2 separate regions of the Homo sapiens genome follow, and region 2 is linked to region 1. A link is an interaction called in ENCODE POLR2A ChIA-PET data of the cell type or tissue named here. Cell type or tissue: PC-9. All regions are shown on one strand. Links, peaks and the distances in the headings refer to the core of each region. The heading gives the core; the rest is flanking DNA.

Evidence for each region. Peaks named below come from ENCODE experiments on the same cell type or tissue, not always from the same donor. Only the 100,000 strongest peaks of a DNase experiment are listed, where the experiment ranks them.
Region 2: POLR2A ChIA-PET joins it to region 1 with 8 read pairs; 2 of 35 experiments call an interaction of 5 or more read pairs at or near these places.

Annotation. Positions count from the first base shown.
Region 1 is chr13:60,350,094-60,353,013 of GRCh38, reverse strand. All of the region lies in intron 2 of LOC105370228 (a long non-coding RNA gene), which reads right to left. Among named protein-coding and RNA genes, the nearest start is that of TDRD3, 46 kb to the left of the region's middle. In PC-9, for the core only: no CTCF peak of the experiment used is centred there; a DNase peak (open chromatin) is centred at 1,463.
Region 2 is chr13:60,409,741-60,412,660 of GRCh38, reverse strand. All of the region lies in intron 1 of TDRD3 (tudor domain containing 3), which reads right to left. Among named protein-coding and RNA genes, the nearest start is that of TDRD3, 14 kb to the right of the region's middle. In PC-9, for the core only: no CTCF peak of the experiment used is centred there; no DNase peak of the experiment used is centred there.

The sequences.
Region 1 (2,920 bases), core at 181-2,680:
GATCCAACAATTCCACTCATAGGTATATAACCAAGAGAACTGAAAATATGTCCACACAAAAACTTCTACACAAATATTCATAACAGCATTAGTTGTAATAGCCCCCAAATGGGAATAGCCCAAATGTCCATGAACTGATGAATGGATGAACACAATGTGGTATATCCATAAATGGAATACTATTCAACCATGATAAGGAATGAAGTACTAATATCAGTTACAACATGCAAGAACCTTTAAAACATTATGAAAGAAGCTAAAGCTAAATGAAAGAAGCCAGTCACAAAAGGGCCACATATTGTATGAAATGTTCAGAATAGGCAAATCCATAGAGGCAGAATATAGATTAGTAACAGACAGTGAATAGGGGGAGGAGAAAATGAGCAGTAATTACTAATGAGTATGGAGTTTCTTTTTGGGGTGACTAAAATATTCTGGAATTAGTGGTGATGGTTGAGCAGCTCTGTGAGTATACTAAAAACCACTGACTTCTATAATTTAAGAGGGTGGCTTTTATGGTATGTAAACCATAGCTCAATAAAACTGTTATATTTTTAAAAAGTAACTCCCATCACTTCTGTTTAGTTTCGTTAGTCAAAGAAAGCCACAAATTACTCCAACAGGCCAAGGAAGTGCAATCCTTCCTTACATGTGCTTAAAAGGGAAATGGAAACATTTGTTGAACAGTACTAATGACTACAACAAGGCCCCCAGCCTTCACGAGGGTATGAGTCTCAGAGTAGGCCAGTCGTGATCTTACACCCTCCTGCATACAATGATTGGTCCACTAGTGGTCATATAACATAGGCAGGCCAACCAGCCCTTTTATGGAATGAATGTATGTTACAGGCAGAAACATCTTGTGATTACTGAATAGGAGGATGGGAGACTGGGACTGTCAGAAGCCATCCTATCAGCTTTATGGAGAGAGCCTGCATCCAGTTGTGACTGTTCAACCTCGAGATTTTCAAGATGCAGAAGAACTTTGCTTAGTAAGTCATTAGCAGCAAAATGGAATTCCAATCTTATAACTCTTTGCCCAGCAGATGTCTCACATTATTTCCTAAGAAATCCTGACAGTATTTCATCTTGCCACCTTCTAGACTCTCCTCTCTTCCCCATACTCTTTCCAATGCTTAAAAGGGAAGATCCCCCTTCTCAGCCTCTCATGTTCCCCTTATTTACAACCTCAGGCTCCATCTCCAATGTTATCTCTAGATTGAGAGATTTTCAATGGGGCTTATTCTTCCCATGTTTTCCTACCTGTATTAAACACCTCCTAAGATGGCTTGTAATCTCCTCCTCTTGCAAGTGGGCTGGACATTAACTGCTAGCAAATAGAGCATAGGGCACTTCCAAGATTAAGTTACAAAAATGTTCTGATTTCTGATGTGCTTGCCCTCTGATGGACACCAGATGCCATGTTGTTAGCTGCCCCGTGGAGAGGCTCACATTGCAAGGAACTGCAGCTGGACTCTGGCCAACAATCTACAAGAAAACTAAGCCCTGCCAATAACCACAGGAATGACCATGGAAGTAGATACTCCTCCAGATGAGCCCTGAGATTTCTGCAGCCCAGCTGACATCTTGATTGCAGTCTGTGAGAGACCTTAAAGCAGAGCATCCAGCTAAGTCATGGCCAGATTCCTGACACGACACAAACTGTGAGATAATAAATATTGTTGTTTTAAGTCACTAAGTTTTGGGTTAATTTGTTATGCAGCAATTACATAACAATTGGTTATCAATGCAGTGCCCCTCCCAAAAAATCTTGGCAGAATCTGTCTTTAGATCTGGGTTGGGAATCATGTAAACTTTGTTCTAAACTGCTCTTAAAAATGATCTCTCCTAGGCTGAGCGCAGTGGCTCGTGCCTGTAATCCCAGCACTTTGGGAGGCCAAGGGGGGCAGATTACCTGAGGGGAGGAGTTCGAGACCAGCCTGGCGAACATGCTGAAACTCCATCTCTACTAAAGATACAAAAAAAAAAAAAAAAAATTAGCCCAGCGTGATGGTGCATTCCTGTAATCCCAGCTACGCGGGAGGCTGAGGAAGGAGAATCGCTTGAACCTGGGAGGCAGAGGTTACAGTGAGCTGAGATCATGCCATTGCACTCAGGCCTGGGTGACAAGAGCGAAACTCCGCCTTGGAGTTAAAAAAAAAAAAAAAGAGCTATCCTTACTCATAGCTTATTTAAGGTCCTAAACCAAGCAGGTTCACCTTACCACCCTTCCTTTCAGTGAGCTGCTTCTTCATTTCAGTATGCTATCTGGGGAGGTTACTGAATAGGAAGATGCCATTCATGTTCTTTCTTATCTTGATCCTAGAGTTTCAACCTAATGTGCCCAGTAGTTTCTTATTCTGAGACTACGATGCTGCTTTCACACTAATAGAACCTCATTCCTCCTGGACACTCTCTGACACGTTCCAATTTGCAGTGAGCATGCAGTTAATCATCCACTATAGGAATCTCATTTTACTAAATTCTGAGACTGAATGAGAATCAGGATAGTAGTAAGTAAATTTCAGAATAGGCTTAGGTGGGCTTTTTATATGAGCAGGCAATGGTTCTACAATAAGAATCTGATCATATCCCTACTACTTTCAGTCATCTGAAGCCCTATAAATCTCTGCAGAATAACGTCCAAGATATTTAGCCTTCCCCCTCATCTGTCACCCCTAATCCTTCCTCACATCCTAGGGTCCAACCATGTTGCATTCTTTGGCATTTCCTAGACTTGCTGGGATCTCTCATGCCTGGGATCTTTGGCATATGGCTCCCTCTGTTAAGAATACCCATTTCTAGGTTTCTTCATGCTTCAAAACTTTATGCACACAGGACTCTTGACCTCTCTGGAGAGCTCCTCTCACCCAGTCCCTTCACCATACACTTCCCCCAAAATAGAGGAATATTGTTATAT
Region 2 (2,920 bases), core at 137-2,636, 60 kb before region 1:
TCAAAACAAATACTAATTAATAACTAAAAGTATAAGAAAGTTACAAAATACATAAAAAGAAGGCATCATTTCATTAAAAAAGCATCCATTTCTTGATGTGTCATACTAGTTATCAGCATGATTAAACCAACAAGGCTTGTAATCCCTTTTTATAAGCAAATACAGTCCATACTACCTACTATTATAGAATGCCATATAATGTAGGGAAAAGGGCTTTTCAAGCTGAAAAGTCCTTACAAACGTAAGATTATCACTAAAAATAAGTGATATCACTATTTTTTAAAAAGTAGAAGAATATTAAGTAAACTAAATCAAAAAGTATCAAAGGCCAAAAAAATAGAGCCTCATTTACTCACACCAATTCACTCAAATTTACCGTAAGCTGAACAATATCACTGAATGAAAAATTCAAATATGTCAAATATGACCTACTTCAAGTGTGGTTCATGGATTAATGCCAATCCACAAACTCTGTTACTGTCACATGATTGGATATGTACAGAAACTTTTGGAGCAATCTCACACTACCACAAGGTTTTACAGTTTATAAGATTTAACTAGTTGTTTGTTTGAGAGTCACTGAGCTAGGCCACAGTTCTCAGAATCCCTTTCAGGTAGATGTCAGATTAAAGTTCTTAGAAACCAAGGATACGATGTCTCTCTTCCTCAGGGAACTGACTCTATGGCTCTCTGCTGTTCTTCCCATTCCAGCTAGGGAAACCCAAATTTGTCAGCTACTCTGCTATGACCATGAAGACAATGACAATACCCTAAAGTGCTGCTCCTCAAACCTTAATGTGCAAAAGAATCACTTTAATGTGCAATAAGATTCTTTAATAAGAATCTTACTAAAATTAAGATGCTGGTGAGGTTTGAGATTCTACACTTCTAACAAGCTACCAGGTGATATCAATGCTGCTGGCCTGTGGACCACACTTGGAGTAGCAAGGGGTGAGGGGACATCAAAGCAATAAGATGAAAGGAACCTGGGTCCTTAAATGACAGCACAAAGCAGAACTGTCTAACTATTTTGGGTTGTTTTGTGACCAAAAAAAAAGAAAAACCAAAAAAAACCTATGTTCTCCAGGCTTCTCTTACATCAGCCTAGCCTTCAACCTAATTAAGGCAGGGCATTTTTTTTAAGCATTGGAAAAATGTAGCTCAGGCCAGTTTCGTATTTAATCTGCTTTTGCATTTTGCTTAAAATAATATCAAAATAAATGCTTATTCACATAAGTAGAAACTAGTAAAAATGTCAAGGCTCTGTTGAACTTTCAAGATAATCAAACTTCAGTAGGCACACCATAATTTCTGTCATGTATTATTTAAGTATTAAGTCCATTCTCATTACCCTGTAACTGTAAAAGTATATACCACTACACTGCACTCTTTTCTTCATGAATTTTTAATTCAACTTGTTAAACTCTCAATTTGTTAAGAAACTACATCTAATTATATGAGAGTGTCTTTTAATTGTGAACTATCATAGCTAACTAAGTCTTTATAACTAGTAGAAAATTTAATGAGTACTATGGCAGGTGTCTGTGTTGCAAAGAGCAGCTAGATATGTTTATTAACAAAGTTAAATATTTTGGGTGGCCACTTTGCACTAACAACAATGTAAACACAGGCACAAAAATGGTCACTGAAATTTCATGGTACTGTACAGCCATTATGTTTTTAATATACGCATATACAAACTTTCATTATGTATCAACTTTACTAGGGAAACATCTAATTAATATGTTTATAAAGACTTTTGATGAATGAGTAATTAAACAGGGAAAAAACATAAAACCAAAGCAAAAAATCCACAACCAGAAAAGGCAGTCAAAAAATTTATCAGCAACAACCAAAATAAGGGAAAACGTACATCCAGCTCTTGCACAACTTCAAAATGTAGCAACCAAAGAAGATTCTCATGTAGCCTGAGAACTAACCCTACCCTATCCATCCCCAAGAAGCAAAACTGAGGAAAGAAGTCAAATCAAAACGATCCTGAGAAATCTCATTATTACTCAAATTAGAACATACTAAGGGAATCAGCAGGCAGCCTAGAGAAAAGATCGTGGCCAATTCCTAGGAGTAGAGGCCCCTGAATATCAACTTGCACTCTCAGCACAGACACAAAGGGTTGCCAGTACTTGCCATTCTGAGTACAGTGAACTGAGCAAGGATACTGAGGAGCCCATTTTACATGCTTTATGTCCTAACAGTAACACATACACGTCCTTTTTGGTGCTCATAATTGCAAGATAACAAGAGTAAACTCTGTTTAGCAGAGTCCTCAGGTAAAACCCCAGTGGACTTGAACTCTATGACAACTTAGACTGCAAGATACCTAGATTCCTACTTCTTTGCCTCATTAAAGGCCCTAGCATGAAATATAATTTCATCATCTTAACTCCTTTCTAACTGAATATACTAGACCATTTTCATGCTACTGATAAAGGCATACCCAAGACTAGGAAGAAAAAGAGGTTTAACAGGACTTACAGTTCCACATGGCTGGGGAGGCCTCAGAATCATGGTGGGAGGTGAAAGGCACTTCTTTCATGGCGATGGCAAGAGAAAAATGAGGACGAAGCAAAAGCAGAAACCCTTGATAAACCCATCAGATCTTGTGAGACTTATTCACTATCATGAGACTAGCACAGGAAAGACTGGCCCCCATGATTCAATTACCTCCCCCTGGGTCCCTCCCACAACACGTGGGAATTCTGGGAGATACAATTCAAGTAGAGGTTTTGGTGGAGACACAGCCAAACCACATCATTCCAACCCTGGCCCCTCCAAATCTCATGCCCTCACATTTCAAAACCAATCATGCCTTCCGAACAGTCCACCAAAGTCTTAACTCATTTCAGTATTAACCCAAAGTCCACAGTCCAAAGTCTCATCTGAGACAAGGCAAGTCCCT